Linked DNA regions of Homo sapiens: all the other regions are linked to region 2. The links are chromatin contacts, found by Hi-C or POLR2A ChIA-PET in ENCODE. All regions are on one chromosome and are shown on one strand. The core of a region is the stretch at or near the end of the contact, and the rest is flanking DNA. Distances in the headings are between cores, read along the strand shown.

Evidence for each region. A loop is a pair of places that touch in the nucleus more often than their neighbours do. ChIA-PET counts read pairs that join two places held with the same protein, here RNA polymerase II (POLR2A). Pooled maps may share reads with other maps.
Region 1: a loop to region 2 is called in a map with no recorded cell type, with 13 times the contacts of the local background. The contact joins the promoter of EVL here to the promoter of PPP2R5C in region 2. A Hi-C loop is called at or near these places in 1 of 37 single-sample maps with no recorded cell type and 6 of 50 pooled maps. POLR2A ChIA-PET finds 5 or more read pairs at or near these places in 1 of 52 experiments (endothelial cell of umbilical vein).
Region 3: a loop to region 2 is called in a pooled map, with 9 times the contacts of the local background. The contact joins the enhancer-like site here to the promoter of PPP2R5C in region 2. A Hi-C loop is called at or near these places in 6 of 50 pooled maps. POLR2A ChIA-PET finds 5 or more read pairs at or near these places in 2 of 52 experiments (GM12878 and PC-9).
Region 4: a loop to region 2 is called in a pooled map, with 5 times the contacts of the local background. The contact joins the promoter of SLC25A29 here to the promoter of PPP2R5C in region 2. A Hi-C loop is called at or near these places in 5 of 50 pooled maps.
Region 5: a pooled map shows a loop between it and region 2 (5-fold over the local background). The contact joins the enhancer-like site here to the promoter of PPP2R5C in region 2. A Hi-C loop is called at or near these places in 3 of 50 pooled maps.
Region 6: a map of ascending aorta shows a loop between it and region 2 (14-fold over the local background). The contact joins the promoter of YY1-DT here to the promoter of PPP2R5C in region 2. A Hi-C loop is called at or near these places in 1 of 168 maps with a recorded cell type or tissue (ascending aorta), 1 of 37 single-sample maps with no recorded cell type and 15 of 50 pooled maps. POLR2A ChIA-PET finds 5 or more read pairs at or near these places in 1 of 52 experiments (PC-9).
Region 7: a pooled map shows a loop between it and region 2 (2.6-fold over the local background). The contact joins the enhancer-like site here to the promoter of PPP2R5C in region 2. A Hi-C loop is called at or near these places in 5 of 50 pooled maps.

Annotation. Positions count from the first base shown.
Region 1 is chr14:100,064,016-100,066,715 of GRCh38, forward strand. It overlaps EVL (Enah/Vasp-like), which reads left to right and starts at 1,407. Exons shown (of 14, transcript NM_016337.3): 1 at 1,407-1,496. The coding sequence starts at 1,486. It overlaps LOC124903379 (a long non-coding RNA gene), which reads right to left and starts at 29. Exons shown (of 2, transcript XR_007064329.1): 1 at 1-29. RefSeq lists enhancers at 881-930, 1,281-1,370, 1,421-1,500, 1,551-1,690, 2,071-2,150 and 1 more.
Region 2 is chr14:101,760,329-101,763,028 of GRCh38, forward strand. It overlaps PPP2R5C (protein phosphatase 2 regulatory subunit B'gamma), which reads left to right and starts at 1,381. Exons shown (of 16, transcript NM_001352913.2): 1 at 1,381-1,592; 2 at 2,577-2,642. The coding sequence starts at 1,566. RefSeq lists silencers at 227-336, 407-556, 617-666, 1,127-1,286, 1,297-1,536 and 2 more.
Region 3 is chr14:100,212,697-100,215,396 of GRCh38, forward strand. The region is part of intron 1 of YY1-DT (YY1 divergent transcript); the gene reads right to left. Among named protein-coding and RNA genes, the nearest start is that of YY1-DT, 25 kb to the right of the region's middle. RefSeq lists enhancers at 1,047-1,547, 2,225-2,274 and a silencer at 1,285-2,004. Within about 2 kb of position 1,400, at least 36 of the 41 ENCODE cell types and tissues checked have a DNase peak (open chromatin) inside an H3K27ac peak, as active enhancers do; they include GM12878, where a contact is called at or near this core.
Region 4 is chr14:100,305,194-100,307,893 of GRCh38, forward strand. SLC25A29 (solute carrier family 25 member 29) reads right to left here and starts at 1,251. Exons shown (of 4, transcript NM_001039355.3): 1 at 1,006-1,251. The coding sequence starts at 1,039. MIR345 (microRNA 345) reads left to right here and starts at 2,666; the gene lies at 2,666-2,700. RefSeq lists enhancers at 187-753, 1,962-2,031, 2,062-2,231 and silencers at 1,082-1,181, 1,242-1,711, 1,802-1,871.
Region 5 is chr14:100,284,306-100,287,005 of GRCh38, forward strand. It overlaps a transcript of SLC25A29 not described here. Among named protein-coding and RNA genes, the nearest start is that of MIR6764, 8.3 kb to the left of the region's middle. RefSeq lists silencers at 874-983, 1,014-1,773. Within about 2 kb of position 1,351, at least 32 of the 41 ENCODE cell types and tissues checked have a DNase peak (open chromatin) inside an H3K27ac peak, as active enhancers do.
Region 6 is chr14:100,237,342-100,240,041 of GRCh38, forward strand. It overlaps YY1-DT (YY1 divergent transcript), which reads right to left and starts at 1,280. Exons shown (of 2, transcript NR_189150.1): 1 at 1,130-1,280. It overlaps YY1 (YY1 transcription factor), which reads left to right and starts at 1,803. Exons shown (of 5, transcript NM_003403.5): 1 at 1,803-2,582. The coding sequence starts at 1,904. RefSeq lists enhancers at 865-1,717, 2,555-2,700 and silencers at 955-1,554, 1,615-1,694, 1,845-1,914, 2,405-2,454.
Region 7 is chr14:99,965,706-99,968,405 of GRCh38, forward strand. No RefSeq gene overlaps it. Among named protein-coding and RNA genes, the nearest start is that of EVL, 98 kb to the right of the region's middle. RefSeq lists an enhancer at 2,300-2,700. Within about 2 kb of position 1,451, at least 3 of the 41 ENCODE cell types and tissues checked have a DNase peak (open chromatin) inside an H3K27ac peak, as active enhancers do.

The DNA of each region.
Region 1 (2,700 bases), core at 157-2,656, 1.7 Mb before region 2:
ATTAAAAATATTTTGAACCAAAAGAAAAAAGAAAACTGCAATACATCCAAACTGTGGTTTGCAACTAAAACAGTGCTTAAAGGGAAATGTATATCATTAAAAGCCTTTTAAAATGCATTTTTAGCATTCAAAGTGCATTCATCTCTCCAATTAGAACTGATACTTCTTTTGTACTGTACTCTGTACAGCTGTTTTTCACTATATCAATAATATTTTAATGGATCTATTAAATATTTGCTAACATTATCAACCTCTTCTTTTCTAAACCATAAAAGTCCTTTAAGGACAAGTACAGTCGTTCTCAATTTTTTGTCTGTGATTTCTAACACAGTGCATGCTTCTTAGTGAGTTCTCAGTAGATTTTGAAAGAAAGATTGGACTGGATCTTACCTTCATGAGAACCCTGTGGAGATAGGCAAAATAAGTATAACCCCATTTTACAGTTGAGGCCACCCACTTAATAAACAAGTGACAAAGCCAAGTTTCCAGTATTCCTCAAGTGTTTTCCTTTCAGGCTCTAAATTGCTGACTTAAATGTCATCATTAGAGAGAGTTGTCTCCTCGGTAGAAGTACAAATTTTGTTCCAGAGTCAAATATGAAGACTTGATCAGTGGCCTGGCGCGGTGGCTCACGCCTGTAATCTCAGCACTTTGGGAGGCCAAGGCAGGCGGATCACCTGAGGTCGGGAGTTCGTGACCAGCCTGACCAACATGGAGAAACCCCGTCTCTACTAAAAATACAAAATTAGCTGGGCATGGTGGCACATGCCTATAATCCCAGCTACTCAGGAGGCTGAGGCAGGAGAATCGCTTGAACCCAGGAAGCTGTGGTGGCGGTGAGCCAAGATCGTGCCATTGCACTCCAGCCTGGGTGACAGGAGTGTGAAACTCTGTCTCAAAAAAGAAAAAAAGACTTGATCAGCTTATAGCCTTTATCATCTAGTCTTCTATTCTCTGGAGAGTCAGTGGGGACTCTTCCGAGTTCTTGTAGCCTTTTCTTAAGGCCTATAGGAAGTCATCTGTGCTGAGCCTGCACTTTCTATAACAGATGGAAAACTGAAGCTCAGACATCTTAAGTGGCATTGACTTAGACTATAGAGCTAGTTAGTGGGGGGCCAGCACCATGACCTGGCCCCTACCTCCAGCAGGCTTCACCCACCCTTGCACCCTTGCAGGAAGCACTTAGAGGCTTGAGGTTGCCAGCTGTGGGGGGTTGGGCCTGTGCAGTGCCTCTCAGCCGCCCACGCTGGTGGGGCTCTGCAGTGTTAGCTTCTTGTTTCTCTATTTTCTACCTAGGTTTCAGTTTTTCACTTGGGTTTGTTTCCCCTTTGTCTCTGGTTCAGCTTCCTTTTCCTGTTTGGTTTTAAGTAGGCTATAAAAATCAAGTTGCTGTCTTCAGAGGGTCTGTGGTCCTCTGATCAACATAGGCTGGTGGGAGTACAGGACTCGCCTCCTCAGGGTTCCCTGTGCTGCCACTTTTCAGCCATGGCCACAAGGTGAGTATTGGAACCAGTGCAGGGGACAGAGGGATGTCAAGAGGAAACCTAGAATCTTAACGGTGAATGGGCTGTAGAAATTATCTCAGGTCCCCTTAGTATACTGATCGAGAAGTCCATGACCAGAGGGCAGGGGGCTTACATGAGGTTACACAGCAGGTTAGTGACAGTCTGCTCCCTCTCTAGCCGCTGGTCTTTCCATTACACAGGCCTGTGTCTCTTGATGCCTGTGACCTTTAATGGCTTCTGAGTCAAGGACTTACTTAGAAATTAGCACCTGCCTCTCATTATAGGGAGGAGGGTCTGAGCCATCTAGGGGAATTGTTGTTTAGCTCAGAGGTACATTTGGTGAGTCCTGGCCCTTCTCTCTAGAATGACCCGAGACTGGTTGTTTTTTCTAAATATAGGCAGAGAGGGTTCTTTTTATGATAGGAACTTCATGAACTTAATAGCAAGAGTCCTGACCCTCCACTTGAGAGACTTGTGGACTTAGGCTATTGCTGTTGAGCACATGTGTGAATACCAGCCAGTCTACAAACCGCACTCCTCATTGAGATTGTTCTCTCTAAAGGTGAGATTACATTTTGGACCTGCCTCTCCCCTGCCCTACAACTCTGAAAGATTATAGATGATAGGACAGACAGACTTTTATCCTGTGGGGTTTGGGGCATTTGTTTGATTGACTCATGACAGCTTTGTTTTTTAGCATAAAGTAACAATCCCTCACTTTGAAAATTATTTCACAATTTCCAAAGTGCCATTTCGCCAGTTTTCTTATTTGAATCTTTTAGCCGTGTTAGATTGATGAGAACGCTGTCATCACTCCTGTTTCGTAGCTGAGAAAACCTCTGAAAAGTTGTGGGGTTTGTCCAAGGTCACATGGCAGGTTGGGGAAGGAATGGAACCAGGGTTTAACGAGGTTGGCCTCATCCGGTGGTTTTCGCAGCACGCTACACAGGCACAGAAGCAGCTTGCAGTGAGTTGTTAAAATTGACGTGGTGATAGGTAGAACTTGTCCAGGGCTGCTTATTTTCCAGTTGGCTTTATTTCTGATCCTGTCATTTTAGTAACTTTCCTTTAACTTTAGAGGACTCGTGAGTGGAGCTTTAGAAAACAGAATGCTTTTCATTTCAAAGGCATATCAACTTCCAAAGTCATTTTCAGTTGTAAATTACATTGTGAAAACTTCTAGCAGCTTATTCTA
Region 2 (2,700 bases), core at 131-2,630:
GAAATCAGGTGACTCCCAGTCATGCAGAGGTTTCCTCACCATTTATGATCAAGCCAAATTAAAGAATAAAAATAAAATCCTATTGGCGCAGCGGCCACCAAGTCTTTGAGGCCTCGCCTCGGTGGGCGGGGCCGACGCCGGAGGAGAGGGGCTGCGCATGTGGGCGTGACCTCGCGGAAGGAGCTGCGGAGGGCGGGGCCGACTGGAGAGGGGCGGGGCTGTCGGGTGGGTGGGACCTCGCGGCAAAAGCTGCGGAGGGCGGGACCAACCAGGAAAGGACGGGACTGTCGGGTAGGCGGGACCTTGCGGGAGAAACTGCGGAGGGCGGGACCAACCAGGGAGGGGCGGGCTGTCGGATGGGCGGGACCTCGCGGGAGGAGCTGCGGAAAGCTGAGCTGGTGAGGGGAGGGGCTGGTCGAGGGGAGGGGCTGGTCGAGGGGAGGGGCTGGCCGAGGGAAGGGGCCGGCCGAGGGGAGGGGCCGGTCGAGGGGAGGGGCCGGTCAAGGGGAGGGCCCGGCCAAGGGGAGGGGCCGGTCGAGGGGAGGGGCCGGTCGAGGAGAGGGGTTGGTCGAGGGGAAGGGCTGGCCGAGGGGAGGGGCTGGCCGAGGGAAGAGGAGGGGAGGGGACGGGCTGGTCGAGGGGAGGGGAGGGGAGGGCAGGGGACGGGCTGGTCGAGAGAAGGGGAGGGCAGGGGACGGGGTGGTCGAGGGGAGGGGACGGAGGGGAGGGGAGTGGAGGGAGAGGAGGGAAGGGGAGGGGAGGGAAGGGAGGGGAGGCGGGGCCCAGCGGTGTCCCGCGAAACTGCCGCTCGCTCGGTTCCCGGGCCTCCCCGTGCGCCTCAGTGCAAAGCGTGCCAGGCACTCTTGACTGCAACGAGAGCCGCGGCGGTGAGGGGGCAAGGCCAAGAGGCCACGGTTCGCGTTTCGCCGGCTGCAGAAGTTGTTGCCATACATTTCAAATGTGCATTTCCTACGTCTCACGCTCTGTCTTGCGCCTCCACAGCGGGCCACGGCCCTGTCACCGCAGTCGCAGCCACATGCTCCCTCCCCTGAGTCGGCTCAGCTCTGCTCAGCGGTCAGCCCCGCGCCAGGAGGCCGCGGCCTGCCTGAGGCCGGCTCGCAGCGACTCGGGACGGAGGGCGGGGGCGTGAACGGGTCGCGCGGAGAGGGTGGGGGGAGCGGGGAGCGTTAGGGTACGTGGGGGCGCGTCGACCAATGGCAGGGCGCTGTTGAGTGCAGCGGGGCGGGGCCGGGCGCGGGGGTGGGGCGAGCGGCGGGCGGGGCGGGGCGGCCGGCCGGGGGGTGGGAGGAGAGGGGCGGGGCGGGCCGGCCGGGGGAGGGGCGGAGAGACGCCGCCGCTGCCGCCGCCGCCGCCGCCGCCGCCGCCGTGGCTGCCGCAGCCTCTGGGAGTCTGGAAAAGGGGAAGCGAGAGCAAGCGAAAGACTCAGTCCCCGGGCGGCGGCGGCGGCGGCGGCCGCGGGGGCGCGACGGCCGGGGCGGGGGCGCTGCTGCTGCGGGGGCAGGCGGCGGCAGGGGCGGCGGCGGCGGCGGCGGCCCGCTCCAGCCATGCCGAATAAAAACAAGAAGGAGAAAGTGAGTCCGGGCCCGGCCGCGGGACGGAGGGAGCAGGGAGGGACTGCCGGGGGAGGGCGCGACGGCACCGGGGTCCTGCGCCCGGGCCCCGGCTCAGTTCCCCGCCTGACGCCGCGGGCTTCGCGTCCCCGAGGGCGGCCGAGCCAGGCATCCCCGGGCTTCTCTCGGCCTCATGCCCGGTGGGGGCGGGGAGCCCGGGGATCGCGCCGGAGCCGCGGGGCGCAGGCCCGGGCCGCTGGGACCTTCGTGATGGGCCGGGGCTGGGCGTGGAGGGAGGGCGCGGCCCGGGGAGGGGGTCGGAGGGGCGCCCGTTTCCGACAGCGCGCCGTGGGCTTGGGCGGGCAGGTGCGGCCGCCGAGGGGGTTCGCAGCCTCGCAGGCTCCCGGAAAGGAGCTTCAGGGATGGGGGCTGTAGACGCCTGGGGAGGGACCCCTGTACGGGGGAAAGGGAGCGAGAAGGGACCCCGCTGAGAGCTGGTAAGGAATTCTCTGCCGCCCCGGAGGGACGCTCTGGGGCTCTCGAACACTATTATTATCCTGGGTGGCGGCGGCGGTGAGGGCTGCGAGCAAGGGTGCTGCGTTTGCATTCGGGGGGGCGGGTATGTTTCTGCTTCAGGTGGAGCTCTGTAGCGTTTCATTATCACCCCAGAAATCCTCACTCATAGGGTTTAGGGTGGGAGGGTAGAAAGGGATGTGATGTGGATCTCAAAATGCCAGAAGCACTGTATAAAATTGGATTTATCTGTTTTCTGCTTGAAGTTTTCAACCTCAAATGCAGATAAAACGAAAAGAATCTGAATGGGGGTTGGGGGGCATTGCACTGTTGGAATCCTAAACGGTATGATATAGAATTTCCTAATGGTATGAATTAAAAATATCAGAAGCTGTAGTTGTATAAATCACTTTTAAAACTGCATTTGGCTTATCTGATGTTTACCTGTCTAAAAAGTGAGAAGACTAATTGACTTTGCTTGATGTTTACCAGGAATCACCAAAAGCAGGGAAGAGTGGAAAAAGTTCAAAAGAAGGACAAGACACAGTAGAATCAGAGGTAACTGTCATCAAATATTGACTTTGTATTTTATACACAGCTTTTAACTTCAGGTAGA
Region 3 (2,700 bases), core at 150-2,649, 1.5 Mb before region 2:
TAGAAAACATGGTGGGCATGACCTTTTCCATCCATCCATCCATCCATCCATCCATCCATCCATCCATCCATCCAATAAACATGCGTTGAGCACCAGTATTGAAATGGGCCCTAGGGATGGAGCAGCCCCAGCCCAGGCCTTGCCTAGCTCAGCCCAGCAGGAGGCCAGGCCTGAACACAAACCCCTGAGATCAACACACAGGCTCTGTGTGGAGCTGGGAAGATACTAGACAGCAAGAGAAGAGAGGAAACCCCATGCTGGGGGTGGCATGGGGTAGGGTATTTTCAAGGAGACAGGAGGTTGGGGTGGCAGAGGGGGCAGGGGGATGGGAAGGCCCAGCAGAGGGAACAGCATGTGCAAAGGCCCAGAGTATGAAAACTGGCTCTGTGCTTCTCTTTAGGCAAACACCGGGGTCAGGGAGGCTCTTCCTCTCTGCCCCTCCCACTGAGCTCTTCACACCCCGTCACATGGGTGGGGGTTCTTAACCTGGGATCCACAGAGAGAGGGGAGGGGAAGGGAGGTCAGAGGATAGAAGCCAGGGGGCTTCTGAATTTGGGTTGAAGGAATGTATGCGATCTCATTTTCACCCACCTCTGATATTAAAATTCCCACAGTAGTAGGTGTTAGCTGTCCCTGTGACTTTGTCACCAAGAGAAACCCAGATATATTCATATCACATTTCAGCTGTTGCAGAAATCTCTAAATATCATTTATACTCACTGGTATTTCAAAATCATGGTGAATATTAGACTTGCAACTTTAGTCTTGTTATTTAATGTGTGAGTAAAATACATTATTACATGTGTGTTAAGAATTTTATTAACTGTTACTGTATTTCTTTTCTCTCTTTCCTTCTGCAAGTCTCACTCTGTCGCCTAGGCTGGAGTGAAGTGGCACCCATCTCGGCTCACTGCAGCCTTGACTTCCCAGGCTTAAGGGATCCTCCTGCCTCAGCTCCCGAGTAGCTGGGCCCTCAGATGTGCTCCACCACGCCCGGCTAATTAAAAAAAAAAGTTTTTGTAGAGACGGTCTCACTATGTTGGCCAGGCTGGTCTCCAACTCCTAGGCTCAAGCGATCCTCCCGCCTCGGCCTCCCAAATTGTTGGGAAAACCGGCGTGAGCCCCGCGACCAGCCAACTATTTACCATAGTAGCCTTCCTTCCTAATCTTGTTATTTTATTCATCTAAAAATATTTTGAGAGGGGCTTTGTAGGCTTCCCCAGGCTGCGTCAGGGTCGGGATCTAGAGCGAGGACCAGGCTGGGGCGAGGGCGCCGTGTTCTCAACTGCAGGGCCTGAAGCGGGGCGGGAGGGTAAGGGCGCACACTACCCAGGCAGGGACAGGGACCCCGCAGAGCCTGCCAAGGGGCAGCCACGCGGCCCACGGAGCCGGAGATGAGGGAGGAGCCTGGCCCGCGCCCGGCCCCCGCTCGGGTCGGTGTAGCCCAGCCCCAGCCTCCCAACTGCTGAGGATGAGAGCAGGGCCGCGGCCTTCGCCCGGCGCAGCGCCTGCGTTCCCGCCGCCCTTCCCAGTGCCGCGAGGAAGCTGCGGCAGGAAGAAGGGCGGAGGTGCCCCGGGCGCCTGAGACGCCCGGCAATGGCCCCGCTACTCTCGCCGCGCACACGCAAAGCCGCTTCCCAGGCAGTTGCGGCGTTCGGGGCCCGCTTCCTCTCGGGCCGGGCCTTCGCCGGCCGCCTGCCCGTACAGGTGTCCCCCGGCTCCGTGACTGCGACTCTCCCAGCGGAGAGGGTCTCCCAGGAAGCAGGGGCGAGGAGCCCTCGAAGGTCTCGGGCGGCAGCGGCTCTCGGCGCAGAGGGCGGAGGGTACGACCGCGACACAGGCGGGGCGGCAGCTAGCTCGCGAGGTGCACCCGGCACAGGCCCCGCCCCGCGCTTCCGGCTCTCAGGGCCCTCGTGCCCCGCCCCGCCCTCCTCCCCGGGGCCCCTCGTCCCCCGCGCCCGCCTAGCCCCGCCCCGGCTGTGCTGGATCCTCGACGCCCATCGCCAGGGGTGGAATCCCAGCCCCGCCTAACACAGGTGGAAAGAGGCGCAGAGAGGCCTAGTGACGAGCTGGGATCACAGGGAGTTGATGGCAGCGCCGGGAGAGCCCAGGCTCCGAACTCCCGGGCTGGGTTCTGCCCCTACAGCCCGAAAAGAAAGCAAGGGAGCCGGTGAGGGTGACACCCAGATAGGGGCGAGATGCACATTTCGTGTTCCCAAGGTGGTGTCTGTAGTAAGATAAGTGAAACTCGAGGCCCAAACGAGGACAGAGCTCAACACACATTCTATTTTTTCAAGAAGGCAGGGAGGCTCCGAGTCAACCTGCTGAGTCAAAATCCAGACCCCAAGCATTCCTAAGCCGGGCCAGCTTCAGCCTCAGTGCCCCACGCCTCGGTTTCCTTATCCGTAAATTAGCGTAGTGTGTAGCTTGTACTTACTCAGGTAGATAATTATACGCCTTTTTAAAGCGGAGAAGAGAAGAAATGCTCTCATCCATTAGCAGTGGGATTCTGGGTGATTAAAACTCGTTTTTCAGTGCTCACCTGTCGAGTGAAAGCTGTCTTATTTCCACTCACTGGAGAGCTCTGGAGACTGGAAGCTGTGAGTCTTGGTTACTGATGTATTCCAGCTCCATATGGTGCCTGGTGCTTCGTATGTTTTGTTGACCGAATAAGCAAGTAACTGGAAGCATATACCCATC
Region 4 (2,700 bases), core at 1-2,500, 1.5 Mb before region 2:
TCCGACGCCACAGATTTAATACTTAAGGCCACCGCTACCCACTCTTCCGCCAGGGCTCTCAGCGCTGGCCGGGAGCTGAGGGTTTATTCGAGCCAAATCCAAGTAGATGAAGAGGCGGTGAACAAGGGCAGGTGCTGGGAGAAAAGTGGGACCAAACAGGGATAAGCGGCCGGCCCTCTCAGCAACTCCCGCCGCCAACCACCCTCCCCCGCCCCCGACATCTAAATCCTGGTGAATAAATTAACCCTCAAGGTAAAAGCAGAGAAGCCAGAGGCCCAACAGGGAAGTGCCGTGCCCGACGCCCACGGTCGGGGCATGGGAGAGCCTGGACTGCACGCCCGCCCGGGCCCTCCCGGGGACAACTGCATGGGAGGAACCCCAGAGCCGCGACCGCGCCTCGGAGAAGGTGCCCCACACCGGCTCGCCCGACCCACCCACCACCCCCCTTCCGCCCCCAACAGCTCACAAAACCGCGTAGGAAGGGGCGGCGTTCCAAGGCGTGACTCGGCGCCAGAGTGGTTCAGTGCCCTCCAAGGCCAGCCGAGTAGGGGGTCGGCTCCGTAGCCCCAACCCCGCTGGATGGCTGCGCGGGACGGGGTGGAGTCAGTCCCGAAATATACGGCCGGGGGAGGGGACCCTGCTCCCAGTGCGCAACGGATGGGGATGGGGGAGGGGAAGGAGATGAGCCCGGGACCTCGGCGCGGGGGGCAGTGGGGCATCCTCCCGGCAGTCCTGGCCTCCGCTCAGCCACGGTGCTGCCCCGGCGCCCCAGACCTCCCGTCCGAGCGTGCCCAGAGAGAATAAAGACACCTGCCCTCGCGGACAGCCCGGGCCTGAAGTCAATTTACGCCCACGAGACCCGCCCGAGGCAAGAGAACTGTGGTCCCCATTCACAGACGCGGCGACCCCCGCCAGCGGGAAGCCGCGAGGCCAGGGCGTGCTGGTGGGCCGACCTCCCTCCCCGGACGCCTCGCCCCGGCCCGGCCCGGCCCGCCGCCTCCTTACCCCCCGCGCATCCAGCCAAGAAGTCCAGCGCCATGGCCGGGTCCCCGGCGAGGCCGCCTTTCCTCCTCGTCCTCCCCCTGAGGCCCCTCGCCGGGCTGGGCGCCGTCGGGGTCCCCGAGCGCGCGGTGCCGGGGCTGGGCCTGGCCGCTCCTCCTGGCGCGGAGCCCGGGCAGGCGCGGTCAGGGATGGTGGGGATGGCGGCAGCAGCTAGACCCGCGCTGGTCCCTCGGCGGCAGCTGACTCGCTGGATCCCCTCCGGCCCGCGGTCCCTCACCTCGGGCCGCGCGCCCCGCCCCTCGTGCCTGCCGGCAGGGCCCGGGTGGGGGCGCCGAGTGAGGCCAATGGGCGGGCACGGCGCGGACAACACCCCGGGCACTGCGCTTCGCCGCCGCGCCTCATTGGCCGGGCGTGCGCGGGAGGCGGGGCGCGGGGGACGTGGTGGGCGCGCGGGCGGGGCGCGGGGACGCCTCAGACAAAGAGCGCGCTGGGTGCGCAGGTCCGGCGGGAGGGGACGCGCGGGGTGGCGGGGTTGAGCCGAGGACTCCCCCACCCGGAGTACGCGGGGTGGCTCTGGTCTGGACCGGGTCGGGAACCGGACCCTGGGTTCGGAGTCCGGCGCCGCCGCAGAACCTCAGCGCCCTAGTCTGTGCCGTGCGGACCCTGCCGCGAAAACGGCCGTGGAGCGCCGGGACGTTCCGAGGCCCGCAGACTGGGACGCCGCTAGTTGCGAAACTCCGCGAGCGGGAATCGCCCGTGGGGAGCCTCTGCCCGTCCCGCCTGCGCGCCCGCGGCGGCGGTGGCCTCCGGGGCTTCCGGACTCCTGGCCGAACCCGCCGGGTTCTGGGGGTCGGACGCGCACGGGCGCTTCCTGCGGAGCCTGAGGCTGGGATTTGGGCGGAGAGCAGGGAACCTTAAAAGGGAAAGGGGCCATGGGCAAAGGGCGCAGCAGGCCTTCGGGCCACAGCTCCTTCCCGAGGACTGCGGGTCGCGGGAGCCGCGGAAGGTTGTGGAGAGAGGGAGGTTCCTGGACTGGGCTGCAGAGTGGAGTCGGGCCAGATCGCAGCGCCTCCGTCAGCGGCGGCCGGACGGGGCGAGACCGGAGGGGCTCGGTAGGGGCCGCGCTCAGGCGCTGAAGTCGGAGGGTGCTTGGCTCTGGGTCACCAGGGTATCCATGGGCTGCGGGGATGAATGAGAGCCGAGTCTGACTCGGCCCCCCAGGAGTCCCTGACATTCGCAGTGGCAAGGGACTGCCCTGGTCCCTGTGGAGCGTCCCATTCGGTGACTTCCCACCAGCCCTTCCCCAGCGCCTCTGGAGGTCCAGACTGTCAGGTTGGAGCCTGGGAGCAGGGACGGGCCAGGCGCTTTCTCTTCGCTGTAGGAGTCAGATCAGCCTTAGGCCGGGCCCAGCTTCCTTCTTTAGGGCCTGCAGGCAGGCAAGGCCACACCGTGTGCCACGTTTCCAGGTTTAGGGTCACATGGTTCTTTTATCCAAATTCCAGTGGGTACCTACCTCCTGGAGGTGCAGGTCGAAAGGTTCTGTGTATTTGGTACTAGGACACACAGGTAGGTGTTGTCAGTAGTGCAGCCTGGTGCTAGGGGCAGGGGTCCCCAGTGCTCATGTTAGTTTCCTTTTAGAGTCTAAGTAGAATGTTAAGCAGAGACCCAAACCCTAGGTCTGCTGACTCCTAGTCCAGG
Region 5 (2,700 bases), core at 101-2,600, 1.5 Mb before region 2:
CTGGTGTGCGGCCCTTTCTGTTCTGGCGCAGTGGTGCCTCCTGGCCTTGGAAGGGTCCTCAGGGCTCCCCGACTGCCCGCCATTGTGACCGTTCCCCTCGGTCCTTGCTGACCTCCCCACACGGCCTTTCTGCTAACAGGGTCTCAGCACGTGATTTGAACTGCAGCGGTTCCCTACTTCCTACCGAAAAATCCAGTCCCGCCGACCCTCAGAGCCCAGTCCTGGCTTTATCTCATTTTTCAGCCTTTCCTAATGGATCACCTCTTGTCCTGTCCCTCCCCTCCCTCTTGGAGTTTTCGTTTCCAAAGCTTACCTCTCCACCTCCAGGGGCCCTGATTCGATCAATGCAATTATGTGCCAGGCCCTGTTTTAGGCAGGAATGGCATTGCCCTACTGGCACTGGCATGACATCTGGAGGAAGGAGGATAAGGCTGTGATAAATAGGGGCTAGGGGCCGGACGCGGTGGCTCATGCCTGTAATCCCAGCACTTCTGGAGGCCGAGGCGGGCAGATCACCTGAGGTCGGGAGTTTGAGACGAGCCTGACCAAAATGGAGAAACCTCCTCCCTACTAAAAATACAAAATTAGCCGGGCGTGGTGGCGCATGCCTCTAATCCCACCTACTCGGGAGGCTGAGGCAGGAGAATCGCTTGGACCTGGGAGGTGGAGGTTGCTGTGAGCCAAGATCGCGCCACTGCACTCTAGCCTGGCGACAGAGCGAGACTCCGTCTAAAAAAGCGGGGGGGGGCGGGGTAGCTAGGGAGGGAGAGGAGGCAAGGAGGCAGGACGGGGTCTGAGCACGCCCCTCAGGTGTTTGCATGGCTTCTTCTTGGCCTGCCACGTGCGTCTGTACCGGACCCTAGGAATATCCCGGGAGCTGGTGGCCAGCCCTAGCCCCTGCCCGCCTGGCCTTTGGCCAGCACTTAGCGCGGGCAGCCCTGCCCGCCCCCAGACCCTTCTGGGGACTTGGGCCGCGCCTTTGTCCCAGCCCTTCCCTGCCACCCTGCAGTGCTCCAGGGCCTGTCCCCCACGCTGCTCTGGCGGGCGGCCCCGGGGGCTTCTAGACCTGCGCCTGGGCCCCCACCCGCAGGGTGCGCCGCCGCCGCCGGCCGCAGGAGGGCACTGTGCCAGCGGGCCCCGGGGCTGGGCCGCGTCCGCTGTGGGGAGGGGCTGCGCGTGCGCAGCGCGGAGCGGCCCGGACCTCGCGGGGACCCGAGGCGCGGTGGGGGCTGTCCAGAATCCCTGAGTGTGGGGTCCCCGCGAGCCGCCGCCGCTTACGAGCGTCCCCCGCGCGGAGTGAGCCCAGGGCCACGGGGGCGCGGAGATTCAGAGCCCGAGAAACGCGGAAGGAGGCTGCGTGCACCCCACCTGCCCGAGGCCTCGGGCGGAGGAGACTCCCGCCGCCAGGGCCACAGGGACACGGGGCAGGGCGGTGCGGCGGCGACGCCCGAGGAGGGAGGGGCCACATACCAGGGGGCCCCAGCTAAGCAAGGCCCTGGGACGCCCCCCCTTCCCCCCGGTGGAGCAGCGCCCCCTGGAGGGCGGGGTGGGAGAGGCTGCGGTCCTGGGATTAGGGGGCGGGCCCGGGAAGCGGGGAGACAGGGCCTTGGGGTGCCGGCCCAAAGGGACGTCCTGGAGCCCTCCAAGCTGGGGATGCTTTTCCTCTCCCCACGGAGAGCTCCACCACGGGCGTGGCGGGGGCTCCTACCATCACCCTGCCTGTAGGTTCTGGAGCCACTCCGGCCGCCCCAGCCCCTCTCCAGCCCATCACCGCTTCACCCTCTGCCCCCAAGCGTGTTCTGGCCTCACAGTGTACATTCCGTCTTCCCTGGCCCGTCTCTGTATTGCCTGGCAAAACCCAACCTGGCCCTGTACTCAGCAGCCTCTGCTCTCACCCATTCATTCACTCATTCATTCAGCATGCTGACTTTGCACCCCTGGCCCTCATGGAGCTAAGGTAGAGGTTGGGGAGATAAACAAGAAACCGGCCAGTACTGTCACAACACCAAACAGAGCCCACCATGTTCCCCTGTGTCTGCTCTTTGTCCTGTGTCCTCACCATCCCCAAGGATATTCAAGCCAGATTTGAACTTACTCATTCACCCAAACTTTGTGGGACATCATTACAGCTGGCGTGGTGTTGGCTGGCCTGGCAGAGCATGGCTGGGGGGGGGGGTGTTGCTTGCAGAGGGGCGCTGGTGGGGGCGTCTGGCATTCCCCACGATCCTGGGGGAGGTCAAGTCGGAGGAGAGCAAGGCTGAGCAAGGAGCCCCTGGGGCACAGGCCCATTCCCCTCAGCCTCTGCCCTATCTCTGCTGTGCCCTGATCAAGGTGGACACTGGCCCCACCGCCTTTCCCAGTTCCCTGGGAAGTGGCCTCTGGACCCAGCAATGCATCTGCCTCTCCGTGGGTAGGTGGGTACCATGAGGTCAGGGGTGTGTAAGAAGCAGCAAGGAAGCTGAGACCCAGGAGCATGGGACCTGGACCCTTGCCCTGGCCAGGCCCCCTCTGGTTCTTGCATTGCCGCTCCAGGGTTGCCTGGCCCCAGCTGATCCTGCTGAAGGGCAAAGGATGGGCTGACTGGCTCCTGGCGCTGGCTTCAGCACCAACTAGCTGTGTGGCCTTGGACAGGGACCCTCCCCAACTGGTACCCTGCACTGCAAAATGGGGGTGCCAGCACCGACCTTGTATGGCTGTTGG
Region 6 (2,700 bases), core at 30-2,529, 1.5 Mb before region 2:
ACTCCTTACACTAATATTCTCAAAAGTCAAGTCCAATGCGATTTAGCAATAAGAAGGGACTAGGATTTATAAAGTTGCCTTTTAATGAGAATGTATAGTCTACTTGTTTTAACAAGTTGAGCCTAAGATTAATGTATTGCGTACAGTTCAGAAAATCATGGGCCTCAACTGCATGAACACTATTACAAAACAGTAAATGTTGATAATATTTAAGTTGAACAAATTCACAGAGGCGTTAAATCGGCCAAACGAGTACAACAAAGACACACCTTTCCAACTCTTCAATTTGTCATAGTTTCCTTAAAAATCAGGAAATCTTTGTTTTGCTTTAAGGCAAATTGTCAGGTCGACCAAAAGGACAGATAAGAGCAGAAACACTTCGCTGCAATGTAACTCATTCAGGAAGGTTTAACTTGCCGCTAATCCGTGCCACAAAAAAAAATCTAGGCTCTGTTGCAGGTACAATGGAGGACACGGCTGAAAAAATTTGGAATTTTAAATGAGACAAATGCAAAACCTGGTGGGCGTAAAAAGGAGCACCTATGAAAGTGACAAATAGGGGGAAAGGGTGGGCAAGGGAAACAATGGCTGACTGGAGAGCAAAGAAGGGGAAGCTCAGGAGAAAATTTTAGAAAGCCGCCAGGACCCTGTAGTTCTAAGATCTACGGGGAAACAGGCACCCAACGGCTGCGTCTCAGGTTTCCGCGGGTCACTAAAGAATAACGGACATCCTCCCAACGGTGGCCCTGGGGCTCCGCGGGCGCTTCCGCCGAGCTCGCGCCGACCCCGCGCTCGGCCCCGCACCCCGCCGGGCGCTCGCGGCGAGATACCGGACGCTGCCCGCGTCGCCCGATTTTGTCCGTTCGGTCCTCCACACTCACCCCGCGGCCATCGCTCGCCCGAAGCCAGGCGACAAGAACAAACACCTCCCGACGCGAAAAAGGAAGCACAGGCGATTCTCGTCAAAGCAGACTTTATTGGGGCGACAGGGCCGCCCCGCACGCGCCAGCCGCTCCCCGCGCGGCCCCCGGGCCGCCCACCCGCCTCAACCCCGCTCCCGGCCGGCCCCTCCCTCCCTTCTCCTCAGGCTCCCGCCCCCGTGGTGCCCGGGGCCGCGCGGACCGCTCACCGGCTCCCAAGGCAGCGGCTGTAGCGGCGACGCCCCGTTCCCGAGTGCGGCCCCGGCCCGAGGCGGCGGGTTTTGTGGCTGTTGCACCGCGAAGGGCGGCAGCCGCGCGACACCGGGAAGCGGGAGGCGGTGGCGGCGGCGGCGGCGCGCTGACGTCACGCGCCGCGGGCCAGCCAGGGCGCGTGCGAGCCGCCCCGCCCCCGGTCCCATCGGCCCCAATCCGGGAGGAGCCCGGCGAGTGGGCGGGGCCGCGGAGGCCAGCGGACAGATCGATTGGCCGAGAGGAGAATCGAGAGGGCGAACGGGCGAGTGGCAGCGAGGCGGGGCGGGCTGAGGCCAGCGCGGAAGTCTCGCGAGGCCGGGCCCGAGCAGAGTGTGGCGGCGGCGGCGAGATCTGGGCTCGGGTTGAGGAGTTGGTATTTGTGTGGAAGGAGGCGGAGGCGCAGGAGGAAGGGGGAAGCGGAGCGCCGGCCCGGAGGGCGGGAGGAGGCGCGGCCAGGGCGGGCGGTTGCGGCGAGGCGAGGCGAGGCGGGGAGCCGAGACGAGCAGCGGCCGAGCGAGCGCGGGCGCGGGCGCACCGAGGCGAGGGAGGCGGGGAAGCCCCGCCGCCGCCGCGGCGCCCGCCCCTTCCCCCGCCGCCCGCCCCCTCTCCCCCCGCCCGCTCGCCGCCTTCCTCCCTCTGCCTTCCTTCCCCACGGCCGGCCGCCTCCTCGCCCGCCCGCCCGCAGCCGAGGAGCCGAGGCCGCCGCGGCCGTGGCGGCGGAGCCCTCAGCCATGGCCTCGGGCGACACCCTCTACATCGCCACGGACGGCTCGGAGATGCCGGCCGAGATCGTGGAGCTGCACGAGATCGAGGTGGAGACCATCCCGGTGGAGACCATCGAGACCACAGTGGTGGGCGAGGAGGAGGAGGAGGACGACGACGACGAGGACGGCGGCGGTGGCGACCACGGCGGCGGGGGCGGCCACGGGCACGCCGGCCACCACCACCACCACCATCACCACCACCACCACCCGCCCATGATCGCTCTGCAGCCGCTGGTCACCGACGACCCGACCCAGGTGCACCACCACCAGGAGGTGATCCTGGTGCAGACGCGCGAGGAGGTGGTGGGCGGCGACGACTCGGACGGGCTGCGCGCCGAGGACGGCTTCGAGGATCAGATTCTCATCCCGGTGCCCGCGCCGGCCGGCGGCGACGACGACTACATTGAACAAACGCTGGTCACCGTGGCGGCGGCCGGCAAGAGCGGCGGCGGCGGCTCGTCGTCGTCGGGAGGCGGCCGCGTCAAGAAGGGCGGCGGCAAGAAGAGCGGCAAGAAGAGTTACCTCAGCGGCGGGGCCGGCGCGGCGGGCGGCGGCGGCGCCGACCCGGGCAACAAGAAGTGGGAGCAGAAGCAGGTGCAGATCAAGACCCTGGAGGGCGAGTTCTCGGTCACCATGTGGTCCTCAGGTGAGCGCCGGCCGCGCGCCCCGGCCCCGGGATGTTTTTGTTTTGAAGGGAAGCCATGTTTTATGTGTGTGATGGGCGCCGCCATCTTCTTCGCCAGGGCAAGTATGGCGGCCCCAAA
Region 7 (2,700 bases), core at 201-2,700, 1.8 Mb before region 2:
CACACCATTTTTTTCATGACTCTGTAATATATTGGTCTCTGTGCTATTGTGGAATCTTTGATTTTGCATCAGAGTAAAATAAAATAAACCCATCACATTTGGAACATAAAAAAAAAAAAACAAGCTAAGTCTGATTAAGCTGTGTGGGCCCCAGTACCTTCAAGGCCTGTCTCCTGTGGTACCAGAGTGATTATTTCTATCTTATCTCCTTTACAGCTTGGTCTGGAGTGCTGCCTTAGACTCTCTGATGAATCTATTCAAACAGCTGCCTCTGTTACCTTGACTCGTCTCAGATTTTGTCGACCCGAGGCAGGTCCTGGCACTAGGAATGTTAGATTCTATTATTTTGACTTGCTCCAGGTTAGGGAGAAGCCCATGCAAGGCTTCTACTGACCGTATGCTTTATTTGTAGCTTTGATGTCTGGGCACCGATTGCCCTAGGTTTAACTATTTGCTCAGTGTTAAGGCAGCGCTGTGGAAATCTGTGTAACTGGGGTGCTGTGCAGGCCTGTCTGTCGACTGTCATACAGGCCCGTCTGTGTGATTGTCAGGGAGAATTGGCCTGCCACAGTTGTGACAGACCACATGGCTTTGAAAAAGCCAAAACTATTTACCAGCTGGTCCTTTGCAGAAAGTGTACTGACCCTTGTTCTGCAGGAGTGTCTTTTGTTTTTCACTGCCTCTAATTAATTTCTTAATTTTGAAATAATGTATTTTCTATTCTCAAGATTTTTTTGTTTGTTTTCCAATTGCTCTTAGGCAAGATCTTCTTGACTCTCCTCATCACTTCTCTACGATTCCCTCCTTTAGACATGCCACATTCTGACTGCGCAGCCTGGCGGGAAGACCGTGCCTCCCTGGGTGGGGAGGCTGCAGCCTTTAAACTTCCCAACACCCCGACCCCTGACACGTCTGCTCGCATTCGGATGCCCGGGCCTCCCGGCCTCCTTGCGAATGAAGTGCCGGCGGCTCCCACAAAGGCCTGGCTGCCACAGTCCCCACGGTAATTGCGAGACAGCAGGCAGGAGAAGTGAGCGGGAAGTTTCTTCCCCAAAGCTGATGGTGAACGGGCCCCCAAGCTGGGACCCGATGACTAGCTGGGAGTGAGGAGAGATTTTGGCTTTCCTAGGTGTGAGCTGGATGGGGCTTCCCTTCCCAGTGGCCTCAGGGCTCCTGGGAAGGGGCACGGGCTCCAGGGGGACCCTTAGGCCTCTCTAGGATGGCTGGCTGGTTGTCCCAGGCATGTACTTGGCTTAGTTTTCTTCTTCAATTAAGTGGAGACATTAAGTTCCCATAAAGTGGGAACACTCAGACTTGGCTGCAGAACAGCAGGCCTGCTCCCGCCCAGCCCTGTGACACAGCCAGGTGGGAGCAGGTCCCTGGAGAAACTCCAGCCAGCCTGCCCACTGAGGGGGAGCCTCGGGAAGTTCACAAGGTTTGCAGCAGGGAGGAGCCTGGCCCCTCCCCTTCCTGCGTGGAACCCGGGATTCCGACTGCCAGGCCGGGCGGGAAGCGCTCTAGCGGAGGGACTCTGGCCTTGCGAGAGGAAAACCAGAAAATTCTGTCATGGGGCTCTGGAACCCCCATGCTCACCCGCTCCCGCCCTGGGGAGTATACTTCTGCTGTCAATAAATCTCTGCTTTTATTGCTTCATTCTTTCCTTGCTTTGTTTGTGTGTTTTGTCCAGTTCTTTGTTCAAGATGCGAAGAACCTGGACACCCTCCACCGGTAACACTAGGTCCTCCTTTCTCCTTGCAAACAGTGGCACTAAGAAGTTGCCCTCCACAAGACAGGTAGCAAAGATTTTCCCCCAGCCCCGTCTGGCCACGCTTCTTATTGATGGGTCCAGATCTCTAAGTCACCCCAGCAGAAGGCTGGAGTGCTCCCCGGTATGACTATAGGGCCCTCATCCCAGAGTCACCCCTCCTGCCTTCAAAGCCAGTAAAACATGATCTTAGGGAAATCACTTTTGAGTGGGGGAGCCCGAGAGAGGTGAAATTAAAATAAGCTCCAGGCCGGGCACGGTGGCGCACACCTGTAATCGCAGCACTGTGGGAGGCCAAGGTGGGTGGATCACCTGAGGTCAGGAGTTCAAGACCAGCCTGGCCAACATGGCGAACCCCCATCTCTGCTAAAAATAAAAAAATTAAGCTGAGTGGGCATGGTGGCGGGAGGCTGAGGCACCAGAATTGCTAGAACCAAAAAAAAAAAAGCTCCAGCTTTGACCCACAGGCCATCTTCAAGGTGTGGAAGCCAAAATGGACCAGAAGTAATTTCTATTTCCTGCCAGATAGAACACAAGCAGGAGCCGTAGTTGCCAAAAATGCCCGCGCACACAGGCTAGTGGTCTCTGACCCTCCCAGGGCACTGCTTGGGTTGGAATGGCGGCGCTCACGCAGGATTCCTTCAATTCTGCACTGTCACAAGCCCACAGGGCTGGAGAGGCTGGCAGCACAAAGAGGAATGAGACTCGCTTGCTGGTCTCATGAAGTTCACAGCCTAGTTGGGGAGCCTGCAAGTAAGAAGACAATCCCGATGCAGGAGGGCAGGCGTGTGACCCCGAAACAGTGTAGAGAAGGAGCCTGCAGCCTGTGGTGGGGGAGGGTGGTGCTGAGCGGTCCAGGAGAGACCTGACACATAGCAGGATTGAAGATGATTTGCCAGGCAGGCTGAGGCAGTGAGCAGGGCAGGAGAGGAGGC